Regions from separate parts of the Mus musculus genome. Here regions 1 and 2 are each linked to region 3. The links are chromatin loops, found by intact Hi-C in ENCODE. Cell type or tissue: left cerebral cortex. All regions are shown on one strand.

Region 1 (5,000 bases), 82 kb before region 3:
ACCTCACGCCTACAGGGGTCTGAATGAAAGACCCACGTCTCTATAGGAGCTGAGAAATTTGAGATGTCATCTCCAACATCTACTCCTAACATGAACTTACAGAAATATTATTCAAAATATGATGGGCAGCCATGCAGAAGACATAAGCCAGCAACAAATGCTAACTTCAAAAACTGTCTCTCTCTCCTCTCCACCTCCCTCTTCCCTCCCTGCTCCTGCCCAGCTCAGGTTCCTCACTGCTTGGCTTTGCAGAGTAGAAAGGTGAACCCGCCTTCTTTTCCTGTGTGAGCCCTAGGGCCCCTGAGGAAGTAGGAGTGGCTGCCACTGAGCCAGACAAAAGGGTCCAGAGGCAGGGGACTGGAAATTGTCCAAGTTCCCTGACACAAGGAGACTTGTGCTCTATTTTGCCCATAAAAAATGAGACTTGACAGGACCAGGAAAAGATGGCCATCCTTGGCCATGGGTTTCATCATCGCAAGATTCCCCATGCATCATCAATGTAACGGGGCCGACTTCAAGCCCGAGAGGGAAACATCAATAGTTATTCCATAGGAAGTTAAGAGGGCTGCTTCAGAGTCCAGCATTGTACCTTGCGCATACTAAAGGAGCCTCAATAATTAATATTAAATTCCATGCCACACAGCCAGAGAGAGAGAGAGAGAGAGAGAGAGAGAGAGAGAGAGAGAGAGAGAGAGAGAGAGGGAGATTCCAATTAAAAGTTCAAACAACTTAAAAGAGATGGATAGTCAGTTCTTGCTAATCATTGTTCAGGATAGGACTAATGAATATAATTTTAAAGTAAATATTAATGCACCAAGGACTACATGAAAGACTTTTTAATCTCTGTATGTTCAAATATCAGAAACTCCAGTTTAGATTCAGGCCAGGGGTGGTTACAAAGACTGAGAGAACCTAACGTCTATGTTTCTGGCATTCTGGGACATCCTCTCAGATCCCATAATTCTCCAGTCACATGTGAGCTGGTAAGAGACCTGCCTTTCTCAGGGGCAGAAAAACATCAAAATTCTTGCTGCTACATTTTCTAGGAACTTTTGAAGAACACAGATTTTTAAACATGGCTGAGAACAAACTACTTTTCCTTCTCAGGTTAGGTTTCCTTATTGACAGAATAATTGCTATTTTGGACTTTGGCACATTCACTGGGTTACCAGAGTGAAGATTTCTATTGGGAAATGCTATCTAGAGTTTCCAGGTGGCAAAGGGCCAGAGCAGTGGCCTTCACTGTTAAATACAAGTGCTCTCTCAACCTCACCACACACTGGAGCATCCCCACTTGGCTGCAGCAGGCGAGCTTCATTTGTTTAATGGGGCATTCACGTGACAGAAGTGGCTAAACCAACAAGTAGAGTTATTATGAGCAAATAGAGCCATCTGAGACCATCAGAAGGATACTCTGTTCTGAGACAGGCTCTTTCTAAGCACAGCTCGCTGCACCTCTTCCAAATGGAACACTGGTTTTCATTCTTTTTCTTGAGCTCTTTAATGTGTTTGTGTCTGTCCTGGTTTCACTTGTAAGCAGCTGAGGCGTTCTTTGGAGGAATGTATAGCATGATAGAATAGTACTTGGGATGGGAGGGGGGAGAGGGAATCTGTTATCTTTCAGATACTCACAGAAACCTAGGGATGCAGAGAGAAAGAGGTATGACAGACATATGATCCAATCCTGATAATGAGTCCACGTCCTTCACACAGCCTCCCAGCCCCTGCTGCATCTGGCTTTGCCTATCTTTTCAGTAAATTTACTCTTCAGCAGCGCCTGTCTCTCCCACCTTGGAACTCAGGATGGTCTATTTTCTTAGAATCACCACATGGTCCTTCTAATTCTGCCCATCCTTTGGATTTCAACATTCTGCTAGCCTCCAAAACGAGATGTGCTGCTGGATGCCCTGCTTGGAACCCTGCGCACCCCTGAGATTATCGTGCCAATTCAGAGTTTCTTAGCATAGTGCTTTCTTCACTTAGATTCTACATTGAAACTATACACCAGGTCCCAGTATTCAGTGACAGGAGAGGACAGGAGAGTGCCCAGCATGGCTGTTATGTAGGCCATCAGAGATGTATGTACTAAATAGTGCTGCAAACATTTCCGTAAATCTCAGTAACAAGGCTAGGTCCCATTTTATACAGGGACACAGTGGCCCAGAGATGGAGGCAGGCCTCTGTCCCTAATATGACTGCAGAATCTTTCCTAACTCTAAGCCATACAGTCCCCAGTAATGGTGGAGACCTGGCACTCCAATGTGGCAAGTTTAAGGAAAAGCTTCTCTGGTAGCCTTAGACATTTAGCTTTTTTTTTTTTTTTTTCTCAGCCATTTGAATTTCCTTTACTGTAAATGTTCTGTTTAGATTTGTACCCTATTTTTTTTAACTTAATCACTTTACACCCCACTCACTGCTCCCCTCCTGGTCACCCCCTCCCACAGTCCTCCCCTACCTCTTTCCCCTTCTCCTCAGAGAGGGTGAGGCCCCTGGGTATCCTCCCATCCTGGCACATCAAGTCTCTGTGGGGCTAGGCACATCCTCTCCCACTGAGACCAGACAAGGCAGCCCAGCTAGAAGAGCATAGACTACTTATAGGAAACCGCTTTTGGGATAACTTCCACTCCAGTTGTTCAGGATCCACATGAAGACCAAGCTGCACATCTGCTACATATGTGCGGGGAGGCCTAGGTCCAGCCCATGTATGTTCTTTGGTTGGTGGTTCAGTCTCTGAGAGTCCTAAGGGTCCAGGACTCTGTTGGTCTTCCTGTACAGTTCCTATCCACTTTGAGGCTGCAATCCTTCCTCCTATTCTTCCATAAGAGTCCCGGAGCTCCATCCACTGTTTGGGTGTGAGTGTCTGTATTTCTCTGAGTCACCTGCTGGGGGAGCCTCTCAGGGGATAGGATTGCTAGAGTCCTGTCTGCAAGCCTAACAGAGCATTATTAAGAGTGCCAGGGATTTGTGTTTGTCCATAGGATGGGTCTCTAGTTCGGCCAGTTATTGGTTGGCCATTCCCTCAGTCTCTGCTCCATCCCCTGTGCCTGCATTTCTTGTAGACAGGACAGATTTAGGGACAGAAGTTTTATGGGTAGGCTGGTGTCTCTATCACTCTACTGGGGTTCCTGCCTGGCTACAGGAGGTGGCCTCTTCAGGTTCCATATCCCCAATGCTGTGAGTCACAGCTACTAACTAAGGTCATCTCCATTGATTCTTGGGTGTTTCCCTTAGCCCAGGTCTCTGTCAAGTCCTGGAAATGGGCATTTAGCATTTTTAAGAGATAAAAATGTCTACCTCACAGGATCGCTTTGGAAAGTATACCTTAAATTTTCCTGGCACAAAGAGGTATTTAATAACCAATGACTGACTCTGAGCTCATAAAGAAACTTCCAGCTGTAAGCAATCAGAAAACAGGCTGACTCCAGTACACCCTCTAAGTGCTCCAGTGGCAGAAGATGCCTCAAAAACCAATGGCCATAGGAGCATTTTGATGCATACCTTTAGCTATGCTTTTCTATGACGAATGAAGGGACTATAAAACTGCTCTTAATTATGTGTTAAGGAAAAGCTCATACTATAGGATATGAGTAAATATATTTCTATGCCTCCAACCACCAGAGGTCAAAAGGCTAACTACTTTCCGCGACAGCTCAGAAGGAAGATTCAAAAATAAAATACAAACAAAAGTAAAAGAGAAAAGTATTAGAAAGAAAAAAAAAGGGTCGGAAATAAATTGTCAAGCGTCCATGAAACCAAGAGGCAAGAACAGGGTGAGGGAGAAGCAGGTGGGGGCACTGTTGTCCAGGCATCCGATGATGCACCGATTAGTGCTGTTTCTAAGCAGATTAACCAAATCCCAACTGTTCTACATCAGGTCCCGTCTCTGAGCTTTCCCTCCCTCATATCTCTGCAAAAATAAAGTCAAATAAAATGTAAATACACAAGCAAAAAGCAGAAGGAACAAAACACCCACATAAAATAAAAATGGTGCAGACGGACAGTTCGTTCTTGTATCCTTCTACACTGTGGTAGCAACAGAATTGATGAAAAGTGATAAGGCTTAAAAGAAGTAAAATGAGGAGGACTGCCTCCTCTGTGTGAGGTTTCAAGCATCCTCCGCTCAGCAGGAGGCCTACGGGGCAGGGGGCACAATTAGCCTGTGAGGGCAGAGAGCAGGGAGCTGGTACAGGGACGGTGTGTTCTAGCTGCCTCAGTGCCAGAGAACACGCAACCTCTTTATGACCTCCTTTCTTATAACCTTCACCCGAGCTACCACAGAACCAACCACAGAGGCAAGAAATGGGTGGAAAGATTTAAAAAAAAAGTAATAATAAATAAATAATAGAAAAAGGTGTGTGTCAAATGCATTTACACTATAAATATGCAAGGGGGTTAGATTTATCTATTTCCTGCTAACATTTGCCTTTTAATGTCTCTTTTCTAATTTTAGTTTTTGCACTTAACTTCTGAATACAATGAATTCCTTTTAGGTCTAGGCAGGGAGGCAACTACTGCCTAAGTCTGTGGTGGTAATGAAGCTCACAAAGTGAGCTCAGCCAACGGAATTTTTTAAAAAGAAATCACACATCCCTTGGGAGACCCCCTTTACTGCAAAGACAAACCATTGAAACCTGAGCTAAGCTAGCATAGGAGAGGAAACCCTCCCCGGGGGTCCAGGGGCTCTGTGATCCTAGGCACCATGTCTGTGGGCTCCCATTCTAGTTACTGAGCCCTGGGGGCAACGGCAGGGGCGGGGGAGGGGGGGCGGGCAGGGCAGATTCCAGTTGGTGGGGGGACTATTTCCTTTGGCATGAAACAAGAAAAGAAAAAGAAAAAGGAGAGAGAGAGAGAGAGAGAGAGAGAGAAAGAAAAAGAAGAAAAAGAAAGGAAAAGAAAAAGAAAAAGAAGAAAAGAAAAGAAAAGAAAAGAAAAGAAAAGAAAAGAAAAGAAAAGAAAAGAAAAGAAAAAAGAAAGAAGGAAAAGAACTAGAGACACACAAG
Region 2 (5,000 bases), 53 kb before region 3:
AACATGAATAAATATTGCTCGTGGCAGGGTAGAGTACTGTTAAGATTGCCCAGATGCTCCCACATTAAGCCAAGCAGCAGGAGACTCAGCAGAAGCAGTGTGTGTCTAGGAGTGAAGGTTGAACAGGTAAATTTACAGTCTGCAAAGGAAAACCTGGCGATGGGAAAGGACATTAAATAGGTCCCTTAAAGTTAGCAAGATTGTCAGTGAATGGTTATGTTAGGGCTAATGTCATATCATTTAGATCTATCCAAGGTGTTCAATTAAATTCACCTAGCCTCATAATGCACACAGAGATAAATACCAGGAGACTCCCAAGACCATGGAACAGAAAAAGAAGAACTCTGGTGTTCTGCTTTGTTCTCAGTGAAGCTGGGGTGAGTTTTGCTATTTGGAGTTTATTTCTGTGCATCTCACATGGCCAGAAATAAACAGCCAATGATTTTGGTGGCACCTAAATACCAGGATCTAAATATGAGTTCTTCATGTTCCCATGGTCTGAAAACACATGGAAGGACACGGCCTCATGAAATTTTTTATCTGTTAGAATGCAAAGCTTAAATTTATCCACTGAAAATATTCAACTACATTTCCTCTCCATTTAGCCTTTTGGACGCCCTGTCTCTCAGGTTGCTTCTCCCCTGCTCAAATGCTTCTTAGGGCACTGTAGCTACTTTGTTCAATCTCTCCCAGCCTTACGTGTGTTTTACAAGAGAAAGAACTGAATCGCTGTTTTGTATATAAGAGAACACTGTTCAATAGCTAGTTGTTGAGCAGTATACTTAGTTATGGCTGCCATCATAGCAACACCAGCCTTATGCTTGAGAAACAAGTATAAATGAAAACACTTTTAGAAAGGTAGCCCAGAACCTCACTGGCATAAAAAAAAAATGTTAAGTGCTCAATGACCCCCGTGGAAGGAATAAATAAAGGCACTTTTGATAAAGAATTGGCACCTGTCAAAGCAGGATCATACAATGCAGTTCACACCATCGCTGATCGAGAGTTGGAAGCCATGACCTTCAGGGAACCTCATACATTTGAGGGTGTACAATAGTAACAAATATTTCGGCAGGCTGGAAGAGATGGCTCAGCAATTTAAGGACACTTGTTGCTATTTCCGAGAAGCAGGGTTTGGTTCCCAGCACACGTATGGCATCTGACAACCATCTGTACCTCCAGATCCAAAGGATGCCCTCTTCTGGCCTGCCCATGGGTACTGAGCACACAGGATGCACAGATATATACACAGGTTTACCCATACACATAAAATAAATACATCTTTAAAAAAAAAAAAAGGATTCACATCCAAAGCCAGCAATGTGGCTCTTGCTCTGTGTCCTGGCTAGTTTTATGTCAATTGGAAACAAGAGTCATTCTGAAAGAAGGAACCTTAATAGACAAAAAAAAAAAAAATGGTCCTATTGGACTGGCCTATGGACACTGCTGGCACATTTTCTTGACTGATGATTGATGTGAGAGGACCCAGCTTACCTCAGGAGGTGCCACCCCTGGACTAGTGGTCCTGAGTGTTGTTTTTTAAAAAAAGGAGGCTGTGACTGGCCTCTGCTTCAGTTCCTGACTTGATTTCCCTGGATGACGGAGATTGAAACAAAACCTTTCTTCCCCAAGTTGCTTTAGTTCATGGTGTCTTATCACAGCAATAGAAATCATAACTAAACTAAGGCTCTGCACAAGCCAGGGGACTTCCGTTTGATTCCTAGAAATCGTGTAAAGGTAGAAGGAAAGAGACAACGTCATAAAGCTGCCCCCTGACCTACACAAGTGTGCGCATGGATGTGTGTGCTCACACACACTAATTTCTTTTAAAAGTGTTATGTCTAAAGAGCTGAGTATATAAGCACTGTAACTTGTAAATAAAAGGAAGGAGGAGAGAGGAAGAAAGGGGAAAAGACATTAGAAAGGCACTCCACCCGGCCCTTTCCACTGGTGATACGGATTTCAGTCTCCTCTATTTTTAGCGCATCTTTTATTTCTGTTGTGGTTGCTCGTCCCCTATCTCTCAGCCCATGTTCTCTCTGCTCCTCTCACACTGAGCCATCTATCTCTCTACCCGCAACCACTTGCCCCTCCCGGCAGGGAGCAGAGCTTGTCATATGCAGAGAGAGAGGGGCCAGGCCTTTCCTGCCCACCAACATATGCCAACCCCAGCAGTGGCCTGGCACACATAAATGAGTCCTGATCTGAATAGAGTTGGGCATGGCCAGCCCAGAATTAACCGTTCTGTGTATAAGGCCTGGGCACCCACCCAGCAGAGAAAGGCATTCAACACATTCAGGATAATTTCCCGAAAAATGAGCAAAAAAAAAGCCCCCCCCCCAAAAAACAAAAAACAAAAAAAAACTGGCTTTCTCTGTTAAGAGCCTGAGTCAGGAATTTGGTGCCTTGGAATCGATGACACCACGGCTTTGACAGAAGATGAAACAGAGGAGGTGAAATAAAGACCCCACTCATTTCTTTAACTGACTTGTCTCAGTTCCCAAAAACCTGGTGCCACAGCAACTTGACATTCAAAGAGAGGCAGGCCATCTTGGCCTCCAGGGCTCCTGTCTCTGTAGACCTGTGCTTCAATCCCTAACACTGAATAGACTGCCAGCAACTCTGCTGCGCCCTGAAAGACTTTAAATAAAGTCATGTGGGACGATAAGAGATTGGTACAATTGCAACTGTGATGCTAAGCTGGACCACAAAAGATATGGAACGCTGAGAATCAAGGGCAAGGTGGGGGAGGCGGGATCAATGGCATATGTCGAGAAACAAGACCAGTCAGGGTACATTTGAAAGACAGGGGTCACTAGATTAGCTGGAAAGAGGTCTCATCCCGTAGGAGATAAAGTGTGTTGGTCTCCTTCCAGGTCATCTTAATGTCAAGTAAAAGCTTGGCCCCGGGGACAAAACAATCCTTCGATGAGAGTATGTGAATGGCAGATATAGGAGAGTGGAATTCTTCACAAGTGCAGTTGATGGCCAAGGGAGACTGGCCTGGAGCCAAACGGCATGGCTGTTCAGTGAGGATGACCACTTCTATACTGGTGACCATGATGAAGAAAAGCGAGTACCGGGGAAGGAAGAACTGTCAATCCTCGTGGTAAGCCCCTCCTCCCAGGATGTGGACGGGTCCTCGTATCTCAGAAGACCTTGGAGGATTTTGTAATCTAGCCTGAGGACCCCACAGTGCTTACACACAAAGTGTTTGCAGGACCTGATCTTGCCCCTCTTCACTGTGAAAACCACGCAGCTGCCTCCCCCAGAAAGCTCTGCACGCCTATAATTTTGCCATTTCCTTTGATTTCTCTTTTTGCTGTTTTTCGTTTTCCTAATCAGGGAGGGGTCTAATCTGAAACCAGGTTGGTACCATGAACAGTAGGTACACCGCTATTGCCATCTTCTTTCTTTCCCTCACCAGCTGTTTTTCTCATAGAGTTAAGCTTTCAAAACATAGAGTTACCATCATGATAAAAAAAGATTAGCATTATATAACGAACACAATTACCTTTCCTTTCTGGGCTTACACACTTTTCTCCGTTTCTATCAGTTTACCTCAAGGATTAGGCCATTAATCTCCGGTGTCTCAAAGCAAGCCTTGAAATAGTTCAGCCCCCTTCCCAAGACTAATGTACGGCACAAGCCTCATCCTAATTACTCTAATTACGTGAAGAACATAATGAGATCCAGCAGCAGATGGCTACAGATTAAGTCCCACAGAAAAGAAATTCTCCCCCATCGCCTCTTATTGAAGAACCCCTGCCTTGGAAGATCAAAATTAAATCATTTGTTCACAACACCAAATATAACTCTAAATATTACCCAGCCTTTCTACTTCCTTCAATAGTATCTCTTCTTAAAAGTGAATTCACTTGTCTATGTAGGTTACGTTACAAATGAAAACAGCTCTGTTTAACAATAGGAAACAGAAGCTAAATGTCCGCAGCAAGTTTTCAGTTTATACTACAAAGCATAGATTTCCACAAGCCTGTCCTAGCGTTTCAGAAATGGGTCCTACCTATGAAATATGGAATTCTGGAAGGAACTTGAGTGCAACAACAAAAAATATCTCAAACACTGCTAATCCCTGCCTTATACACTCACAAAACTAGAGTGTCAAATCTCAATTCACCATTCTAGTAACCATGGCTTCAATCTCCCAAAGGAATTCAGTATTTTTTTTTTTCCTTACAAATGAGCTTGTCAGGGGCTGGAGAGATGGCTCAGCCATTAAAAGTACTTGTTGCTCTTCTAGGGGGACTGGGTTCAGTTCCCAGCACCCATGGTGGCTCACAACTATCCTTAACTGCAGTTCTGGCCTCCACTGGTACTTGGTATACACAGCACAAAGGCAAACATGCAGGCAAAACACGCATAAAATCGATTCTTGGCCTTTTGACTAAGAGTGTAAAACACCCATAAAATAAAATACATAAAAATAAAATAAAAATATAAAGTAAAAAGAAAAAATAAGTTTTTAAGAATGATTTTGTGGGGCTGGAGAGATGGCTCAGAGGTTAAGAATGCTGGCTGCTCTTCTAGAGGTCCTGAGTTCAATTCCCAGCAACGACCACATGGTGGCTCAACCATCTGTAATGAGATCCGATGCCCTCTTCTGGCACACAGGTGCGCATACAGATAGAACACTCATATACATAAAATAAATAAATCTTAAAAACAAAATAGTTTGTTAGTTGGGCATGATAATGCACACCCAAAATGTTAACACTTGGGAGGCTGAAGCAGGAGGGTCAGGAGTTCAAGGCCAGCCAGCACTGGCTTTGTAGAGAAATCCAGACTCAACATAAGTTTCTTTCCTAACTTTTTCTTTTTGAGTTAATGGCAACTGGCTTAAATCTTGAAACTATCTTTCCTAACTGTTTTAATATCATTGTGTCTCTTCTTTCAGATAAATTAACAAAGGCAGGACCCCAAGCTGTTACCATCACATGCCTAGGACCCCCTTCACCTGTCTCCTAATACCATAAAAGAGG
Region 3 (5,000 bases):
AAATATTTCGTGACTTTTTCTTTTGGATACGGCCTTTTTTTTTTTTAACACACTTCCTCAAATTCTGTGAAATTACCTGCTCTTTCAAAGAACGGCCAATAAAAGAAGTATTTCAGATACTCTTCTGTTTATTTGTTGAGAGAGCCTTATTATGTATCCCTGGCTGGCCTGGCACTCACTCTGTAGCTGAGGTTAGCCTTCAACTCACTGAGATTCACCTGCCTCTGCCTCTTGGGTGCTGGGATTAAAGGCAAATGTGGCCTTACCTGACTCATTTAAACTCGTCTAAGCCATTGGTGGAATTGCACAGTAGTAAACTTTTCTATACAAATTCCCTACAAACTTATTTCACAGAAACTGAACAAAAAATAACAGCAATATGCTTGTCTTTCTTTTACTGAAGAGATGTTTATATTTCTGGTGCATTGTTCCCCCATTACCGCTGTTGGTCACTCAAACAGAATCCAACTTTTCCCACTTTGGAACAGAATCGATGTCACAGAAGTTCTAAAGACACACCGCAACCCAGTCAAAGCGACGCTGCCGCTGTCTGGGTCAAGAATTCAAGGAGGACACAACTTTCTCCTGGGCACTGCAAAATAGAACCACCCCACTCTCTCTCAGCACAGCCTCCCCTGGGCCTGTGGGGAAACAGCTCTGTGGCCTTTCTCAAGACAAAGCCCTAACTCAGCTTGCCCTCCCTCCCCCCACCCCTCCCCTCCGCCTTTTCTCTGCCCCTCCAGTTAGAGATCTGCCCTCTCATTAGAACCCGCCCACACACACTCTCCGTTCAAATATACTTCAGCTCCAATGTTTCTTGAGCTATGAAGGCCCAACCATCCTCCATTTAGATAATCTAAATTCTAGGCCAAGTCCAGATCGAAAGCTCACTTTGCCGTGAAATAAATATTCCTTGATGCCGCTGGCAAATGCGACTCAACATTTATTTGTTGTACCATCAAGTGTTTGGGCATGCTGATATTTAAGATCTTAAGAAGATCCCATTAGGGCTACAGACATATCCTCCCACTGTCTCCCTGCCCCACCCACCCACCTGATGCCCAAGTGCACCCAGTGGTAGCAAAGGAAATATCTGCCGAACAGAGGAACACGTTTTTTGAGAGTTAAAAGTGGCTCTACAGAACAGACCATCTCAAAGACGGGAACAACCTTGGAAGTCCTCAGAATCAGTCTAGTATTGAGTAGAAATCCTTCCAACCCAAAGCAAAGGCATAAATCAGGTGTCTGCCTATGAGTGATCCTAGAAACAAAATCACCTTTTTAAAAGTACTGCCTAATAAATTCAAAACACAAACTCTATCGGCCAACTAAGTTTCATGACAGATTTTCCAACTTAGTTTAACGACAGATCTTTCTATCAAAACCATTTGGAGCTGTTATTACAGCAACGTTTACAGCATTTCAGCTGTGTTCAAGGATTATGAGGAACATCTATGAATTCGCTTATTTCACCTTTGACAGAAGGACAGGAAGACACAGGCCTGCTGAAAGCAGTGAATGACAAACTCAGTTTGGAAGCTCAAGCGCATAAATGCACACTTTGGTATGTGACCTCACTACGTGTATAGTGTCACTAAAAAATATGCCTACTGAACTTCAAGACGTCAGAACACGGTCCCTGGTATCGTCATGGACGGTAACAGGCCAGTTTGCTATGCTTTCTCCTATACCAGGTGAACGACCTAAAACTGGGTTACATCAAGATTAAAACATCGTTTATTCAAGTAAGGCCATAAAAATGACTGGAGACCTACAAAGATGTCTAGAGAGAAATAGAATTAACCACAGCACACTCCATCACTGCACTAGCTTCTTAAAGAGAAGCCTTCTGGACAAATTTCAGCAAACCTCAGCAACCAATTACTGAGTCAGAAAACTTGATTCCACAGAACAATGCACACACAAAGGCAGGATTGTAGAAAAGGACATTCAGAGCCTGCCTATGATGATTACTGGGGGGAAAACAAAACGTTAAGAAAAACTTAAGAAATCAAATTTGAATAACCAACTGTTTTCAAGCGCTTGCTCATATTGCTACATTCTATGTATTTTTATAAGGCAACTTAGACCCTTCTGGTTACAAAACGAAGTGTAAATAAACTTTGCTTTCGGATGTAATCGAGCGTTTGGGTTTTTGTTGTTGTTGTTGTTTGTTTTTTTAATAAAGTGAAATGTTTACCCCTGCATATGTTTTAAAGGTTATAATGAAGTTACAACTTTAAATCTGAAAAAAAAAACTTTTAATCAATTTAATTCTTTTAATATCGCAAACTCCTTCAAGGCTGTGGTAAAGCTACAAAGTTTTCCTGGAGCCCTCTAGTAAGGGCAGGCGACTCTAACACTATTTCTAAGTGGACTGGCAGCGGGAGTTCGTTCCGGGAAGTGGCGGCGGGGAGCGGCGCTGGGGTTACAGCGCTTGGGGACACCTGGCAGACGCGGGCCTCCGCTACCGCCCCGGGGCAGCCGGTTCCCAGGCCCTGCGGGCACCAGCGGGCTCGGTCCCCCGAGGCGGCAGGACAAGCTGAGTTACTCACCGAGCAGCGACACGAGCAGCCAGGACGCCGGAGCGGAGCGCCGCCGAGTCATGCCGGAGCCGCCGGGGGAGCCGCCGTCCGCCGGGCTCCTGGGCGGCGGGGTGCAGCGTGGGACCAAGCGGGACACGGGAGCGCCGAGGCCACTCCGCTCCGCCGAGGCTCGGGGCAGGCTCGGGCGTCCCGGGCTCGCCGGCCGCCGCGGCCACCACCAGCCGCCGCAGCCACTCCCCCCAGCTCCCGCCAGCTCTTCCCCAGCCGGGGGCTCGGCACCGCCTGCCCACTCGCCGAGCGGTCTCCAGGGCAACCGCGACTCCAGTGCGACGCCTAGTGGCCAGCCGCAGAATGCACAGAACTCAAGGCTGGCGCGGCCAGGCCACCTGCTCTGGTCCCCATGAAACCTGCAAGGACAGGTTGAACCTAAAACCCCAAAGTGGCTTCCCTCAGATCCAACTCGTCTTTCTTGGCTGAAGTTTTCAAACAGTCCCTACTCTGACCATTTTAGTCTCTCCTGAAAACCATTTAATCTATCTGAAAGAACCTTAGGAGTCTTTTAGAAGACAGGAAGACCTTTAGGAAAGTTAACCTGTCCAAGGGATGAGTTCCCTTATTGTAGTCCAGTGCAGAGTCGTCAGCCCTGAAACCATATACAAACAACAAAAAACCGGATTGCATCTCCATAGATGGATGGATGGATGGATGGATGGATGGATGGATGGATGGGCAGACAGATAGATATGCATACACAGGCATGTGTAACTAAAAAAGAGGTTAATAACTTGAGAATGGGGAGAACACGGGAGGAGTTTTAAAAGAGGGTATGGCTGGGAAGAGATGGAGGGAAGAGACCAAAGGAAAGACAAAAGTGATGTAATGCTATTTCAATTAAAACCAGGATGATCTAAAATGCCTGACCTTTCCATCTAAGCCTCCCAAGCCCTGGGATTACAGGCCTGCAGCCATGCTTGTCATCTTCCAATGTCTTAAGTGATTCCTCACCAAGCTCACGTTTCCTTAGACTGCTTTTTAACACCGAGTACTGTCTTGCCTTGACTGTGGCACCTGTGTCTTCGATGGATGTTTTTACCTTTTGCTTGTTTGCTCTGGTTAGACTGAAGAGGCCTTCATAACATTTGAAATGCTTTTACTTATTTGAACAGCATTACCCACCCATCCTTTCCCAATTTAGTTTCTGTTTCCTCCTACAGCCCGAAGTCATTTTCTGCTTCCACACCCACACTGAGCCTTGGAGTTTTGAGGACCTACCTGCCCATGAACCTCCCAGACATGAGATCAGATTCTGAACAGCTTAGATTAGAACTCCTGTAGCCCTTCAGAATTCTGAACCCCGACACCTCACAGAACCAATTTTGCCAGGACAACTCAGAAACAATAGTATACTCAGGAGCATGGCAAATGTAGAAAACAATGTTTTAAAGAGAAGTATATTTGCACAATGATTTAAGGCTGTGTAGGAAAAACAAAAATATCAAGAAAGTAGAATTATAAAACTAATTTAAATATTGAAATGTTATATTTTGAAGAAGAAGAAAAAAAGGAGAAGTTTTAAAATGCCAATCACTAGAGCACTGAGAGAGGAACACTTGGTTTTTGCAGAAGACCCGAGTTCTGTTCCCAGTACCCACGTGGTGGCTCACAACCATCTGTGATCCAGTGTCCTCTTCTGACCTCTGAAAGAACCAGGCTCACATGTGGTGTGTATACAACTGCCGGTCCAGCATGGCCTTGGTGGGGGCAGAATGACAAGGTTCCTGCCCCTAGGACAGGGCCACCAGGCACCAGTGTCGGTGGCTGCTGTGAGCCTGGGGCTTGAATGTATAATAATGTACAAATTTTATGTTCCTCCTTTAAGTAATGTCCTTCCTGTTAACATTAATGACTCCATGATAACCAGAGACATCGAGAGTCAAGGAGGCAAAGGTATAGCTAATGTCTTAGCAAAATGATAAAAACTGGACCCTTCAGGCTGTGGGAAAAGACTCTTAAAAACATGGATTAGAAAATATGTAATTTCTCAACTATGCAAAAATATAACAATGCAATATGAATTGTATAAGGGGCTTTGCAGATCTAAAGGGACAGAGGCAGCTACAGCATGAGCCAGCTTGTCAGAAAGATACTAAGACAGGCAGATACAAATGTAGGCAGATTCCTGAGTCCAGGATCAGCCTGAGACAGAACAAATTTAGGTCCAAGTGTGCTAGAAATGGGTAACTTCAAGACAGCATCTCACCCAGCTAGCTTTTCAGTATGTGCTGAACAGAGGCAGGCAGATCTCTGATTTCTTTCGCAATGTTAAAAGAAAATGTGTGTTTGCTAAGAATTAAGTGGCTGGAGTCACAGGACCCTGAGTCACAGGATGATCAAAAGGGAACCTGGAGTCAATGACTGGATTGGTATGCAAGATAAAAGACTGGGCTTATGATC

What was found. Peaks named below come from ENCODE experiments on the same cell type or tissue, not always from the same donor. Only the 100,000 strongest peaks of a DNase experiment are listed, where the experiment ranks them.
Region 1: a loop joins it to region 3, with 4 times the contacts of the local background. A loop is called at or near these places in 4 of 42 quality-filtered maps.
Region 2: a loop joins it to region 3, with 2.8 times the contacts of the local background. A loop is called at or near these places in 5 of 42 quality-filtered maps.

What each region holds. Positions count from the first base shown.
Region 1 is chr16:38,981,902-38,986,901 of GRCm38, reverse strand. The region is part of intron 1 of Igsf11 (immunoglobulin superfamily, member 11); the gene reads right to left. It also overlaps the pseudogene Gm34258. Among named protein-coding and RNA genes, the nearest start is that of Igsf11, 82 kb to the right of the region's middle. In left cerebral cortex, CTCF peaks have their summits at 2,873 and 3,788; DNase peaks (open chromatin) are centred at 1,303, 1,822, 2,890 and 3,943; H3K27ac peaks cover 1,935 bases.
Region 2 is chr16:38,952,685-38,957,684 of GRCm38, reverse strand. All of the region lies in intron 1 of Igsf11 (immunoglobulin superfamily, member 11), which reads right to left. It also overlaps the pseudogene Gm34258. Among named protein-coding and RNA genes, the nearest start is that of Igsf11, 53 kb to the right of the region's middle. In left cerebral cortex, a CTCF peak has its summit at 4,621 (motif pointing left); a DNase peak (open chromatin) is centred at 2,160; H3K27ac peaks cover 2,324 bases.
Region 3 is chr16:38,900,115-38,905,114 of GRCm38, reverse strand. Igsf11 (immunoglobulin superfamily, member 11) reads right to left here and starts at 2,770. Exons shown (of 7, transcript NM_170599.2): 1 at 2,556-2,770. The coding sequence starts at 2,607. In left cerebral cortex, a CTCF peak has its summit at 2,886; DNase peaks (open chromatin) are centred at 2,850, 3,771, 4,256, 4,781 and 3 more places; H3K4me3 peaks cover 2,669 bases; H3K27ac peaks cover 2,961 bases.